Linked DNA regions of Homo sapiens: regions 2, 3 and 4 are each linked to region 1. The links are chromatin contacts, found by Hi-C or POLR2A ChIA-PET in ENCODE. All regions are on one chromosome and are shown on one strand. The core of a region is the stretch at or near the end of the contact, and the rest is flanking DNA. Distances in the headings are between cores, read along the strand shown.

Region 1 (3,768 bases), core at 364-2,863:
TACTAAACAAGAAACTCTTTTATGACCTCAGAAACTGTGTGTATGTTTTTTGGTGGGTTTTTTTTTGGGGGGGGGGGAGGGTGTAGGGGGGGTGGTATCTAACTGGCAAGATTTCAGACAGTAGAAAGTTATATTTTAGATTTTAGAACAGGCAGCACTAGGCAAGGTGTTAAGTCCACCCCAGCCAGCTCTTATTCTAAGACATTCTTCCTTTTCCATTTCTTTCTTTCCTCTACTTCTGCACCCAGGAAAAACTCAGGTTTTTGTTTTGCTTCGTTTTTCTTTACAACATTTAGAGATGCAAGGGAAAGAGGGTGGGAAAGCAGCAATCATTTGGATTGAAAATGCTACTCTGAAAGTTAGAGACTGCTTATGTACACTGCTCTTGAGAGCTAAAATAATTTATACTTTCCAGCCACAGAAAATAGGCATGTTTTTTAAAAAATAAGAAACAATTATAGCTACACAGTAGTTTTAAGCTTATTTCAAAATTTAACTATTCTGAGCTACACAAAGGTATGAAATTAACATGTTTCAATACTGAAAGGAGTTAATTTTTAAAACCCTACCATATGCTGTAATATAATGCCCTCTATGGACTAAATTACAGCACTTCAACATTACTGAATTAAATCTTAAGAACTGGAAAAAGATTTTAGTCTAGAAAATGAATGACAGTACAAGTTAAAATAGCAAAACAACGAGCATTTTAAAGTCTATAAAAAATTTAACATAAGGTACCAAAAATGAATACTAAAATTCATAAACTGAAAGTGACACTATTTATGAAAACTAATATGCTAACTTCTTACATTATAATCTAAAACATACAAATATTCTTAAACACCCAAAGCATTTTTAAAAATTTTTTATATAAAAATATGAAACACTTCACAAATTCTATGCGTCATTCTTGTGCAGGGGCTATGCTAATCTTCTCTGTATAATTCCAATTTTAGTATGTGCTGCTGAAGCAAGCATTTTTTTTTTTTTGGAGACAGAGTCTCGCTCTGTCACCAGGCTGGAATGCAGTGGCACGATCTTGGCTCACTGCAACCTCCACCTCCCGGGTTCAAGTGATTCTCCTGCCTAGCCTCCCAAGTGGCTGGGACTACAGGTGCGTGCCACCAAGCCCAGCTAATTTTTGTATTTTTAGTAGAGACGAGGATTCACCATGTTGGCCAGGATGGTCTGGATCTCCTGACCTCGTGATCTGCCCGCCTTAGCCTCCCAAAGTGCTGGGATTACAGACGTGAGCCACTGCACCTGGCCTCAAGCACGCATTTTTAAATTCTGAATTCAAGAATTAATAGTCACTAGGCCCTAAACAGATCTTCTTAAACTTTAATGTCTTCATTTAAGTATCCAGGTTTGGGGGGAATCTTTAAGGTCATTTCATAATGTTTATAGTAGTATGATTAAAGCATTTGTTTGATTTGGTACAAGATGTCAATATTCAAAATTGTTTATAAAAATTTTAAACTCATCTGTTAGTGCAAAACGATATTCACAGCTCGCTAAATTTCTCTGTCCAACTGAATTTATTCCACATAGTCAATTATAGATCATTCCACAGACTTGATCTTCCATCTGCAACACTAGATGGCACCAACACCCGTAGTCTACAGTTGATTGCCCAGTTCATGGAAGGCAATCTGGCAAACATTAACTTTCTGGCTTTTCCACAAGATTGCTGCCTGGCCCTAGGCAGCTAGATCAGAGTATGGGAATAGGAAAACAACTCTAACACCAAAAAAATACGTGGGGCAAAATAATCCCTAATCGGAATCCAAAATCAATTTTAAATAGATCAGAACTAAGTGTAAAATTAAAACTATAAGTAAATAAAAAATATATTTTCCTTTGTGAAAACTGAAAATGTCCACTGAAATGTAAACTAAAAATCTTTTAGAAAACTGAGGGAAAACTATAACACAAGAGTTTACATCCTTTATATGTAAAGAACTCTCATAAAATCAGGGAAAAAAATGAACACCTACATTTAAAAATGGGCAAAGAGTATGAACAAGCAAAAATCACAGAAGAAATACAAACTGCCAACATGTTCACATTCACTAATAATCAAAGATCAAAAAAGCAAGTACTACTTGCACCTATCAAACTGGTAAAGGGCTTTTAAAAAATACCTAGTACAGAATGTCCAGAAGAATATTTAAGGAACGAGTCATAGTAGATAACTCTAGGAAACAGCACTAGGCAGCTGGACAACAGAGAGAGAGGAAGAAGTGTGACTGTCACTGTACTTTCTGCATTTTGTATAATGTAAAAATATTATCTATCAAAAAATAAGCAATATGAATTGTTGGTGAAAGTAGAGAAATGGGTGTTTTCTTCTTCTGATAAAAGGGTAAAAATTAGTACAACTTTTCTGGTGGCCAATTTTTATACAAACCCTTATAAATGCTCATACCCACTAACCTAGGTTTTTATTTCAAATTGATTTATGGAAAATAATTCAGGGATATGTAAGACATATTTAAATATAAAGAGGTTAATAGCATTATTTATCAATAACAAAGGAACAATCTAAGGGTCCAACAATAGCAAAGTGACTGGTTAAACTATACCCATACTAAGGAACACTAAGTACAAAAAATCAGCAGCAAAATATTTAAAGACATGGAAATGTTTGCATTATATAAGACATTACTAAAGTTTTTAAAAGCTTATAAACAATATATAGAGTATGATTCCAATTTCATAAAACACTATTACATTCTTAAAAATACACATATGCGGCCAGGTGCGCTGGTTCATGCCTTTAATCCCAGCACTTTGGGAGGCCAAGGTGGGCAGATCACTTAAGGTCAGGAGTTCTGGACCAGCTTAGCCAACATGGTGAAACCCTGTCTCTACTAAAAATACAAAAATTAGCCAGGCACGGTGGCCCACACCTGTAATCCCAGCTACTCGGGAGGCTGAGGCACGAGAATCGCTTGAACCCAGGAGGCAGAGGTTGCAGTGAGTGGAGATCCCGCCACTGCTACTCCAGCCTGAGTGACAGAGCGAGACTATGTCTCAAACAAAAACAAAAACAAAACACATGTGCATTGAAAGTAGACTAGAATAATATATTCTAAAATATTAAACATTGATTATGTCTGGGTAATATGATTATAATTTTTTTCATCTCAATGCTTTTCTACATTTTTCAAATTTGTACAATGAGCGTGTATTGTATGTCAGACTGCTTCATAAACTGTTGCTCTAACTTCACTGATAGTTATCAAGTCCTTAGAAAAAATCCTTATTACTAAAATATTGAAGCTCAAGTAGATTAAAACATTTGCCAAGGGTCATACAGCTAAATCAGTGAAAGGGTCAGAATTAGAACTCAGGTCTGTAAAATGCCTAAAATTAAGTTATTTAACCACATTATATTTAGCAGGTATCTCTTTTTTATGGTACATATTTATTTTCAATCTGTATTGGGCCCACAGTAAGCACTAAATAAATCCTCACTAATTTAACAATGTCACTTTTTAAAAAGTAAATATAATCGTTTCCTTTATTAACAAGAGTCAGGTTCTAATTTAGCTACATTGTACATCTACTGATAGCCTTCCAGTTAAGATTAACTACTTATCATAATAAAGTCCAACTTACATCAAAATTTTCCAAATATTATTTGCTCAATAAAAATATATTTTAAACAAAATATCAACTCTTAGTATCTACAGTACTTCAGTAAAAAAACTCAAAGGCTATATATACTTTTTCAGAAAAATATTTTAAGTCGTAAGAATA
Region 2 (3,768 bases), core at 490-2,989, 490 kb before region 1:
CCCAGCCCTTTTTAGATAACCTCCTGGGACACCTGTATGTGTGATATAAACTGTCCTCACAGCTGGCCCTAGTCCCATGTGGAAGTGGGTTAGAGGATGATGATGTTTGTAGCATGCTGGAGTTTGGAGTCTCCATGCCATGGGCACACTCTTCCATACTGTTGCCCTCACTCTGACTTCTTCACCCTCACGTCACTCCCTTGCTGCTGTTGAGTGCCTAGAAGGGACCTTTCCATGATGGCTATGGTGGGAGCGAGGGATGTTTTGCCGTGAAATTGCCTTGAAAATAAAATAGTGGGTTCTATCACTGTAAATACTCAGCTTTCTTTGGACAAAGGACATTGTCTTTGAACAGATGGAGAATATTGAAGAAAAAAGATGTCTCTACCATCAAATTCTGGACACTTGAGTGAAACAGTTGAATAAAAAGAACTCAGAGCATTGCTTTTTTTTTGAGACGAGGCTCACTCTGTTGTTTGGGCTGGAGTGCAGTGACACGATCATGGCTCACTGCGGCCTTGACCTCTTGGGCTCAAGTGATCCTCCCACCTCAGCCTCCCAAGTAGCTGGGACTACGGGCACGTGCCACCGTGCCCGGCTAATTTTTATAGAGATAGTGAAGAAGGGTTGGGAGGGTGTCTCACCATCTTGCCCAGGTTGGTCTCAAACTCCTGGGCTCAAGTGATCTGGCCACCGTGGCCTCCCAAATTGTTGAGATTACAGGTGTGAGCCACTGTGCTTGGCATATATTTATTTATTTATTTTGTACACAGACTAGTGGATAATTTGGATACTTTGACTTCCCATTCACCTTTCTGTTTTTTGTTTTTTTCTTTTGAGACAGAGTCTGGCTGTGTCACCCAGGGTGGAGTGCAGTGGCACAGTTATGGTTCACTGCAACCTCCACCTCCCTGGCTCGAGTGGTCCTCCTACCTCAGCCTCCCAAGTAGCTGGAACCACAGGCGCATGCCACCACAGCTGGCTATTTTTTTTTTTTATTTTTGTGGAGATGGGGGTGTCACTGTGTTGTCCAGTCTGGTCTTTAACGCCTGGGCTCAAGTGATCTGCCTCCCTTGGCCTCCCAAAGTGCTGGGATTACAGGCGTGAGCCACCACTCTTGGCCTAACCTTTCCGTTTTAAGGAACAATAGTAGTGTTTTTAAGGAATACCATTAAGAAAGAACATTAGGAAAAAAGGTGCTTTAGTTCTCTGAGTGACTTCTTTTAAGCTTAAGACAAGAATTATCACTTACTTACTAAGTAATCTGTGGGCTGGGCAAGGTAGGCTCGCACCTGTAATCCCAGGACTTTGTGAGGCCAAAGCAAGCAGATTACCCGAGTTCAGGAGTTTGAGACTAGCCTGGCCAACATGGTGAAACCCCATTTCTACTAAAAATACAAAAATTAGTCAGGCATGATAGTGCACACCTGTAATTCCAGCTACTCAGGAGGGTGAGGCAGGAGAATTGCTTGAACCTGGGAGGTGGAGGTTGTAGTGAGCTGAGATCATGCCACTGCACTCCAGCCTGGGTGACAGAGCGAGACTCTGTCTCAAAAAGAAAGAAAGAAAGAGAGAGAGAAAGAGAGAGAGAGAGAGAGAGGAGAGAGAGAGAGAGAGAGAGAAAGAAAGAAAGGAAAGAAAGAAAGAAAGAAAGAAATCTGTGGAAAGCAGTTGTTGGTTCAGTGATAGAAAGAGAGATTCGCAGGTGGGGGCAGGGCAGGGGCCAGGCTGGGCTTCTGCAGGAGTCAGGTGCGGTGGATGTTGCAGCGCAGGTATAGCAGCCCTGGGGGTTTCTTCTCATTGGTCAGCAGGTGGCACCAAATAGCTAAAACTTATCTGGGGAGAGGCATGCCTTGCTTGGGTTTTACCTTGGGTTGGGTTGGATTAAATTTTACTTTCTGTACTTTCAGAATTTGGGATTAATAGCACTTTCACATTTTCTCCCTAGAGATAGAATCCTCCAAGTTTGAATTTTATAAAAGTCTCTGATATTGATAATAGTCATGAAAGTTAACTATATTCAAGATCAGATGATTGCATGACATTATTAATTTTCATTTTTTGGAAGGGTTTATGACTTTGAATGTTAAATGCCACTGTAAGATCATTCAATGGAATATACTTACTCGATTAGATTTCTGAAGTTTTTGTGTTTTTATGAAATCCCATAAATAAATTGCTAACGTAGGTGTGAAAATTAATACACCCGTGAATGTACTTAATTGAGATTGAGTATGTCTCTCTGATGAGAATCCAGGATTTTACTTCCATTCAGGATTTTTCTATTAGAGCAGAGATGGGTGACAGTTTGAGTCACAGATGTTGTGGCTCAGTGGTAAAGTGGATTCAGTGCTTCTTCCTCAGGAACATGTGGGGTGTGTTGGCTGTGTTCTTGGATAGCATGTGAGAAAACAGCCATGACAAAAGAGCAGGCAGTTGTGTGCTGGTACCACCCAAGAGCCTACTGTTTATTTAAGGTGCAGTTAATTTGTTTCAGCTTATTTACTATGGAAACTTGGTTGCATGTGGCATGTGTGGTTATGTGCTGGAACTTTTAAAAAGCTGCATTTCAAGCACGATAAATGTTTCTTTTCTACATATATGGGTTTGTTTATTTTTTGTGTGGTGGCATATGTGAGGGGGAAGAATCATCTCTTGAATGATCCTTCTGTGTTGCTGAGTGGTGTCTGGTTTGGTTAGCACGCAGGCTGTGGTGAGGAGGCCTGCTGACTCTGGCCTAGGTGCACATCTTGGTGCACACTGAACAAGGCTTTCACTAAGTGAGCATCCAGCTACAAAAACCTGACAATAAATTTTTGAGTTTTAAGATGTTGATAACAGCCGGGCATGGTGGCTCACGCCTGTAATCCCAGCACTTTGGGAGGCCAAGGTGGGCAGATCACAAGGTCTAGGAGTTCGAGACCAGCCTGGCCAATATAGTGAAACCCCGTCTCTACCAAAAATACAGAAATTAGCTGGGCATGGTGGCTCGCGCCTGTAGTCCCAGCTACTCGGGAGGCTGAGGCAGAAGAATTGCTTGAACCCAGGAGGCGGAGGCTGCAGTGAGCCGAGATGGTGCCACTGCACTCCAGCCTGGGTGACAGAGCGAAACTCCATCTCAAAAAAAAAAATGTTGATAATTTATTTTTTTTCTTGGGATAGCTTCATACCACTTTAAAAGGGGTGTTGTCTTTTCACTCCTTTCTTCCTACATTTGCAGATTAACAACTTACTTAGATAGCTTCATATGCCTGACTGAGCCTGTTTCCCCCCAGTGAAATTTAAAATATGCGGGAATTTAACCACATTTAACCACACCCATAGGCATCAGGCATAGCACTAGCTCAGTTTCTCAATGTCTCGGGTCTAGTCAGTCCTTCACCAGGCCCTGTCAGTTCTCCCTCCAAAGCACATCCACCTCTAAGCACATCCACCTCTTAACCATCCCCGCTTCTCCACCCAGAGCTGCACCGCCATCATTTCTGGAGTAGCCTCCCAAGTGGCCCCTGCTTCCATTATTGCCGCCTAGAATCTGTTTTCCACACAGCCCTGGGAAGAATATTTTACAAATACACTCAAGGGTGGTGTCGGTTATTAGCTTAAAATCCTGCAGTTGCTTCCCGCCACACTTGGGCTCGCCCACCTCCCTCCCTAACCTTGTCTCCGAGTCTCTCCCGCTGCCCACTAGACTCAGCCACATTGAACTTGCCGTTCCTCCTGCATGCTATGCTGCTTCCTTTGCCTGAAACACTATTATTCTTGATCTGT
Region 3 (3,768 bases), core at 467-2,966, 400 kb after region 1:
AAAGACAAAGATTTGCCCAATAAGTCGTTATCTAATTGTTATCAAGACTTGTTATTTGCATTTCAAAACCTGTAAGAATACCTTAAAATGATCCCTAAAATATTAAGCAACCTAATAATTCACACAATAAATCATCTCATCAGGCTTTAGTTATTACAGGCATTTAAATTATTTACTACAGCAAGAGTCCTCACCAATCAGAACTGTTTGAAATTTTCTCTTCTGAAATCTGCTATTACTTAACGAGTTTCAAATTTTGAGCCATTTATTTCTAGATATAAAGGTTAATAAGAAACATTTCTGCATCAAATGCACATAACTTCACAGTAAAGTCTTTTTTCCTCTCTTAGGAAACCAGATTCTCATTTTCTCTCTTATTTTACCAAATTATCAAAGAATACACAATGTGGCTTGGATTTCAGTACTGAAGACAAGTGACAATACATGGTTGACAGAATGAAAAACTAAAGTTTCACAATTTTAACAGGTAAAATATCTAGGTTGTGATAATGGGCTGAGCCCATAACATTAGCATTCCTTTCAAGATCCAATTCTTAAACCACCTGAATATTTCTGGCCAATGAACCAAATTAGGGGCTTAAAACATCGTGTCTCAAAGTTCACCATATGCTATTTCTCAAAGAAAACGTTACCTAGGAAAGAAGGAAGAACTTACATTTGGAGCATGACCTGGTTCAAGAATACCCCATCCACCAAAGCCACATATTCATCAAGGTTGGTCCCATTTCCTGCGGCCAGAGGTCCAAACGTTTTAACCTAGAACAAACAGAAGGATCACCACGACATGAACGCCCACCTCCATCTCTGCAGCCACAAATAACTCAGCAAAATATACAATAAAGGACACCCCACTTACCCAAGTGACCAAAGGGCTGGTCATGAACTGCTCCAGAAGGGGAGTAAAAATTTCGTTCTCCATTTTACAGAGTATGTATTTGAAAAAAGGAACTACCACAAAAATACGCCTAGGGAATTGGTCACTAAACGTGGAAGTAAGTAGAAATCAATGAAAGTCCATTTCGGCAAGGGAGAAAAATCCCATCGTGGAGGAGGGGGGCACTCTCCCTCCTCAAAAAACACCCCAGAGTGAAACGAGCCGAAATCCCAAGAAGTGGCTTCGACGACGGACACCACGAGCAGCAGCCTGCGCTGGAAATGTCTGTACCGGGCGAGGAGGGGCAGAGAAAAGGCATCTGGAGGAGGAGGAAGGGAAAGGGGGCTGGAACCCAAGACAAAAAGCCCGTCAAGGTTGTCCAGCTCCTGGAGGATCCAGACCAGCGAAACTGCTCCCAATGAATCAATCCCAACGGGGGCTAAATGAAATACGTTAAACAGAGACCACGTTAAGGATACCGAGGCGCCACCAGACTCGACCTCGGCGTTCCGACCTCTACACGTTCCACCCACCGATGGGCATGGAGCCGCTTTCGACCCGCGGAGCCTCCACTGCCCGCAGCCCCTCAGTACCAACAGGCAGGGCTCGCCCCTTCCCCCCGAGCAGACACCATTCCTCCGCCGCCCTCAAGCCTCGCCTCCAGCCCCCTTCCCCTCCCGGGGGTGGGGGCTTGAATGTGTGTCCCTAACCCCCCAGCTTCCTAAGCCCTGCCAGCCTTTCAGCGCGTCTCTGGGAATCCCTGGCACAAAATCACCGCCGCGCTCCAGCCTTCTCCGCCCTCTATGGAGAAGCCGGAGTAACGGCCTCAGAACCGCAGTGCCGCATCACACCCCACCCCTCGCCGCCCGCCAGCGCCGCCCGCCAATGCCGGGGGCCGCCGTCAAAGGGAGCGCGCTGCTCCCTCCGCGCCGATATCCTTCCGCCGACTCCCCGCCCCTCCCGTGCAGCTGCCTCTGGATTGTGGGAGAAGAAAACCGCTGCATGAGCGCGCTCCCGAGCGAGCGCGCCCCCGGGCTAGCCTCGCCGCCGCCCAGATCCTGGCGGCGGGCGCGGGCTCGGGCGTGGGCGCGCGCTCGCTGCAGCTGCTGCGGAGACAACCCGCTCCTCGGTTGCGCCCAGGACGGTTGCCTGGTGGGCGGGGACAGGGAAGGCAGAGCAAGGGGTCTGTCTGCTCGCTCGCTCATGCCTAATTATGGTTTATTTCCTCCCCGAGTGACTTCTTTGATACGTGAAGGAAGGGGAAAGAAATCCTTCTCTTATAAACATGAGGGATGCAGACAGCCTTTTTCGGACAGTTTGATGTGTTCTGTAAAGCATGCCTTCTCCCCAGCAAAATGGAATAGGAAAACTCACTGCAGCAAATGGCAGAGGGACTTGAGCCACAACTTGGTGGGGGTTTTTTTCTCCTTTTTGTTTTCTTCCAAATGCAGTCCACTAACGCATGAATGTTCTTCAAAGTTGCAAGTGACATACAGTAAGATTTTTTAAAAACCAGAGCTGTCTGTCAGCACGTTGGTATTCCCTGACTGGAGCAAACATGACTCAGACATTGTTTTTTGGTTTTGTTTTGTTTTTTACTATTTGGGCATGGGTCGGGGGAAACCCAAGCAAAATCAAGAGCTACAAAGAAGAAACATTTAGAAGTCATCCAAGTTGGGTGACAAATAAACAGATTACATATTTGTCATAAATCTCCATGCCACGTACGACTGGGACCTTGAAATAATTTTAAGTTCCCTGGCAAAATCAAATGCTACTCCTCATTTCAAAGGAAAATAAAGACCTTTTTCCCGGGGTAAAATGGGCATATAGAACGCAATCTTTTTTTGATAAAAGATAATATTATAGTTTTATAATGTGTGCTATGTTTACATTACATAAATATTTACACGGAGTATATATTTTAAATTAGCAGTAAAAATGTTTTTGTCATAACACAGTTAAGAAAGAGCAGAATTTCTTAATTGGGTAGTTGAGAACCTGGACTCTGAAGTCTTCCTGCCTGGTTCCAATATGCACCAGCTGTGTGAGCCTACGCACGTTATTGAGTCTCTTTGTGCTTCGATTCCGTCACGTGTAAAGCAGGGCTAATAATAGGGTTAAATGAAATGGCAGCTTATAGTTAAGTGTTCTATAAATGTCATTAATGTTGTTTTTAACATTATTCCTTCAAAATAAAGAACCTTTATGAAAAACTTGAAATATAACCTCTCTGCTTCAGTTACAGGAGAAAGGATCTTGCTTTGAGGAGGGAACTAAATGCCCTTTGAAAATCATCTTAATTAAAATTAGGATGCATTCATGTGGCACTTTGCTAGGTGATGTACAAGTAGAACCTTGCATTTCCCTAGCCAGTACACAAGCCTTCAGACATCCTTGTTGCTAGCAATCTTTTCCATCTGCTCTTGATGACTTTTTAAAAAGCCTTTTAGAGATGGGAGTCTCACTGTGTTGCCCAGCCTGGCCTCAAACTCCTGGCCTCAAGTGACCCTCTCACCTCAGCCTCCCTAGCAGTTGAGACGAGACGTGTGAGCCACCACGCCTGGCTTGGTGACTCCTTCTTTTTTTGTTTGTTTTGTTTTCTGAGACAGAGTCTCTATTACCCAGGCTGGAGTGCAGTGGCACGATCTCAGCTCACTGCAACCTCTACCTCCAGGGTCCAAGCGATTATCCTGCCTCAGCCTCCCAAGTAACTGGGATTACAGGCACCCGCCACCACCCACTGGCTAATTTTTCTATTTTTAGTAGGGACGGGGTTTCACCACGTTGGCCAGGCTGGTCTCGAACTCCTGACCTCAAGTGATCCACCGCCTCGGCCTCCCTAAGGGCTGGAATTACAGGTGAGAGCCACC
Region 4 (3,768 bases), core at 382-2,881, 310 kb before region 1:
GATCATTTGGTCTTACTCCTTCATTTTATGGTTTAGTAAATTGAAACCTAAAGAGATTGACTGCTTTGTTCAAAGCTGCAAGGAAAGTGGTTAGAGCTGTGGTTAAACCCAGGTCTTGTTTTAATTTCATGTGTCCCTAGCTCTATAAATCTATGTCATTCTGTTTAGTGTTCACCTTTAGACAGCAGAACCAAAAACCTCACTAATATAGAAAATTAGGTATTTGCAGGTACCAGCAGCAGGGTTCAAAAGAGTAAATTTTTTAGTCTCCTTCCCTTTAGTAAAGTGGATATTTTCAGAAATACAGAATTTTGGGTGTCAAGCTATTTGGATAATCGTTTCTCTAGTTTTCCTCACTCTAGAACCCAACTATGTGATATTGAGGCCTTTATATTACCATTCATTGATGACATAATACTGTCCCTTCTGCGTGCAATTTTGGAAATTTATTCATCTATGCTGCATAATGGTAGCAATTTAATGAACTTGTAACATATTATTTAGCTCATTAAAGTCTTTGCATTTAAACAATGTTGATGCTTTTAAGGTTGTGAAGAAATCTTAGTTTAATGCAGAATTAGTTCTAATACATTCTAGAATTTTATCAGAAAACTTTCATGGCCAGGCAAACTAAAAACACAGTAACAGTAACTCAGGCAATCACACAGACTCATGCATAATTAAATCCTCCTTTTACATTTTTTGGGAGTCTTCTTTGAGAGGATATTTTAAATATTGATGTTGTGCAACTATAATTAATAATAAATATTTGGAGTGCTATTGATGACAGTGGTGGGCCTTCCGGAGCAGCCGCTGCCACCACGCTGGCTGCAGTGGGGAGGCGCAGGCGGTGGTGGCAGGAGCCGCTGCAGGAGCAGCAGTGGCGGTGGTGGGTGTGCCCCACGTCCCCTGTGCCCCGCGTTCCTGAGGCAGCCAACTGCACCACCCTCACCTTCACACAGCGGGGCAGGACCCACTCCCAGGTTTGGGACCTCCACTGGGGCCTCAACCTTGCTCCCGCCACGTCTTGGCAGCCCCCGAGCCCCCAGCTGAAGGCACAACCAGGACTCATGGGGCCGCCTGAGAGCGTCGGGTTTGTTTGTGCAGAGTTTGCAGGGGCTGCTGCGCCGCCTGCACCTTGCCTACCGCTGCTGCAGGCAAAATGCGGAGAGGAGGCTAGCAGACCCTGGAGCCCACCCCTGGGAGACCCCTCGGAGCCTGCCGTCCTGGGAGCCCCCATGGTGGGGCCAGGCCGATTCACCCACTGGCAGGGGAGCAGTACGGTGGGGCATGGAGGGACAGGCAGAGAGGAGCCTGGAGGAGGAGCTGGGCCCGTGGCAATGCTGTGTTCCATGGAGTCGGCAGGAGCCCCGCCTTCCCAGGGACAGCTGTAGCCGCCCAAGTCGTGGCTGTGGACCCAGGCCTCCCTGTGCTCTTGGGGGCCGGGAGCAGGCAGGAGCCCTGCCCTCCCAGGTGCAGCTACAGCCGCCTAGCCGCGGCTGCGGATCCAGGCATCTCCGCACTCTTGGGGGCCAGGAAGGCCCCCCTTTACCCCCGCAGCCTTGGAGGTGTCTGCTCCTGCTGCCTGGCTTCTCCCAGCTCCTGCTGCTCACTCTGATCTCGGAGCAAGGTTGGGGCCAAGCCCAGGTGCTGTTGCAGCCCAGCTGGGTGTGCGCACACTCAGGGCAGCGCTGACACACCAGTCCCCTGCCGCCTCAGCCTCCTCTGGGCTTTGGGCACCGATAAGCCCGTGAGGGAGGCCGCGGCAGGGGCTGAGGGCAGCTTTGCACTGGCCTGCTGGTGCCCCTGGGCCGGAACCGCCTGGGCACCATAAAGGCGGCAGGATCAGACAGGCTCCTGGGAAACAGGCAGGTCCCTGGTGAAGCCCCACCTTCCATCCGGGGAAGGTCTGAAGTCTGGCGGCCGGGCTGCTGGTCCCGTGATCAGAGTGGGAACTTGTGGTGCTTTTTTCGGGCCGTCCATGGCTGCTAATGGACTGACTGGCACACACTTCCTCCCCTCTGAGGCCCATAAAAAGCCACGGACTCAGCCAGACCTGAAGAGACGATGGGACGACCTACCTAAAGAGAAGACCTACCCTTCTCTGCTGAGAGCTGAACACTCATTGGGAAAACCCTGGCTACCTAGAGGAGCTACCTACTGCGGGTCTCCTCTGAGCTGTTCTGTTGTTCAGTAAAGCTCCTCTTTGTCTTGTTCATCCTCCACTTGTCCGTGTACCTCATTCTTCCTGGACACCCAGGACAAGAAATCGGGACCCGTCAAATGGTGGGGCTAAAAGAGCTGTAACACAAACAGGGCTGAAACACGCCTTTTGCTTGCCACGTTGCGGGCAACAAGAAGGAGAGAAGAGAGAAGAAAAGAAGAGCTGCAGCCCGTCAGGGATCCCAGACCTAGGAGCTCCCCGAGCCAGGTCTGTGACACCCTCTTTAGGGCTCTGCAGTTTCTGGCGTCTCCAAGCTTCTGGGTATCACCATGTTCCCTGATGTCAGCTGTGGAAGTTGCTTATGGTACGCCTGGTCTAGCAGCAGCCTTGCGGGGAGCCAGCTCTGGAGCCAGCACCTGGAGCTGCCCACCCTGCTGCAGCTGGAGTGCCTGGCTGCGCACAGTGGCCGGACCCCAAGCTCGCCCACACCTCTTGCTGCTCCACGCCTGACTTGCCCTTGGCAGGTGTGGGATCCAGGCCAGTAGTGCGAGCCAAGGGTAACCTTCCAGGCAGAGTGGGCGGAATGAGCCCAGAGGGCCAGAGCAAAACCCAGCAAAGGTACCACTGGCCACAGAGGTTTCTGGATGGCCAAGTGACACTCCAAGGATCCCATAACGCTATGTGGTATGTATTATAATCACTTTACATACATTCTCCAGTTCATCGAATTCTCACAACATATTTATGAAATGTGTTTTATTATCCATGCCTATTTTAAAGATAAGTAAACTGAGATGTTAAGAGATAAATAACTTGCCCAGGGTCACATATCCAGATGGTAGAATTGGACTTGAATGGAGATGTCTGACTCCAGAGCCCAAATCCTTAACCATCACCCTACACTTTCTCCCTATTCTCATTGGAGAAAATGATAAACCAAAATCTTACTTGATTCATTTTAATGAAACTATAATTTAATAATGAAAGTATAATTTATAATAATGAAACTATAATGAAAGCACTCTGCAAGGATAATGAGTAAACACCTTCAGATGGAAATAGGCCCAAGAGAAGATTCTGTAGCAGATGCTGCTCACCTGATTATGACCTTAGTATTTTGGCTGAAATAGTCAGTGAAGACACACCCTGTCCAGAATCCTGGCTCTAACAATATTTGGAACAGTTGAAAAATATTAATTTTAAAAACTGGAAAAAAGAGATCTATGGAGCATGTAGAACATATAAAAAATAGAATAGTAGAGCAAACTTACATGTGCTCATTATCCAGCTTTAGTAATTATCAGCTCAGGGCCTATTTGGCTTTATGTAGAATCCCATCCACTTCTCCCTACCCTCTCCAGATTATTTCTAAACAAATTAAGCAAATTCACACTTCAAATCTTTTCATGGTGAATAATTCAGCATGAATCTCTAAAAGATAAGAACTCTTGTTTGAAAGCATAACCACAATACCATTATAACTTCTAAAATTTAATAATACCTTAAAATCATCAAACATTGAGTATTAACAGTTTCATGATTATCTCATAGTTCTTTTTTTTTTTAACAGCTTGTTCAACCCTGGATCCAAATATGCTCCAGAA

The links. A loop is a pair of places that touch in the nucleus more often than their neighbours do. ChIA-PET counts read pairs that join two places held with the same protein, here RNA polymerase II (POLR2A). Pooled maps may share reads with other maps.
Region 2: a loop to region 1 is called in a map of naive thymus-derived CD4-positive, alpha-beta T cell, with 10 times the contacts of the local background. The contact joins two enhancer-like sites. A Hi-C loop is called at or near these places in 2 of 168 maps with a recorded cell type or tissue (CD4-positive, alpha-beta memory T cell and naive thymus-derived CD4-positive, alpha-beta T cell), 1 of 37 single-sample maps with no recorded cell type and 10 of 50 pooled maps. POLR2A ChIA-PET finds 5 or more read pairs at or near these places in 1 of 52 experiments (activated T-cell).
Region 3: a map of natural killer cell shows a loop between it and region 1 (4-fold over the local background). The contact joins the promoter of CCDC88A here to the enhancer-like site in region 1. A Hi-C loop is called at or near these places in 3 of 168 maps with a recorded cell type or tissue (CD4-positive, alpha-beta T cell, naive thymus-derived CD4-positive, alpha-beta T cell and natural killer cell), 13 of 37 single-sample maps with no recorded cell type and 9 of 50 pooled maps. POLR2A ChIA-PET finds 5 or more read pairs at or near these places in 1 of 52 experiments (H1).
Region 4: a loop to region 1 is called in a map of naive thymus-derived CD4-positive, alpha-beta T cell, with 5 times the contacts of the local background. The contact joins two enhancer-like sites. A Hi-C loop is called at or near these places in 1 of 168 maps with a recorded cell type or tissue (naive thymus-derived CD4-positive, alpha-beta T cell), 3 of 37 single-sample maps with no recorded cell type and 7 of 50 pooled maps. POLR2A ChIA-PET finds 5 or more read pairs at or near these places in 1 of 52 experiments (PC-9).

Annotation. Positions count from the first base shown.
Region 1 is chr2:55,013,543-55,017,310 of GRCh38, forward strand. The region is part of intron 3 of RTN4 (reticulon 4); the gene reads right to left. It also overlaps the pseudogene RNU6-433P. Among named protein-coding and RNA genes, the nearest start is that of RTN4, 35 kb to the right of the region's middle. Within about 2 kb of position 1,614, at least 5 of the 41 ENCODE cell types and tissues checked have a DNase peak (open chromatin) inside an H3K27ac peak, as active enhancers do.
Region 2 is chr2:54,521,079-54,524,846 of GRCh38, forward strand. All of the region lies in intron 1 of SPTBN1 (spectrin beta, non-erythrocytic 1), which reads left to right. The region is part of intron 3 of SPTBN1-AS1 (SPTBN1 antisense RNA 1); the gene reads right to left. Among named protein-coding and RNA genes, the nearest start is that of SPTBN1-AS1, 36 kb to the right of the region's middle. RefSeq lists an enhancer at 3,642-3,768. Within about 2 kb of position 1,740, at least 2 of the 41 ENCODE cell types and tissues checked have a DNase peak (open chromatin) inside an H3K27ac peak, as active enhancers do.
Region 3 is chr2:55,418,140-55,421,907 of GRCh38, forward strand. It overlaps CCDC88A (coiled-coil domain containing 88A), which reads right to left and starts at 1,717. Exons shown (of 33, transcript NM_001365480.1): 1 at 878-1,717; 2 at 677-777. The coding sequence starts at 940. RefSeq lists silencers at 1,618-1,687, 1,718-1,767, 1,828-2,117.
Region 4 is chr2:54,707,765-54,711,532 of GRCh38, forward strand. No RefSeq gene overlaps it. Among named protein-coding and RNA genes, the nearest start is that of EML6, 14 kb to the right of the region's middle. Within about 2 kb of position 1,632, at least 11 of the 41 ENCODE cell types and tissues checked have a DNase peak (open chromatin) inside an H3K27ac peak, as active enhancers do.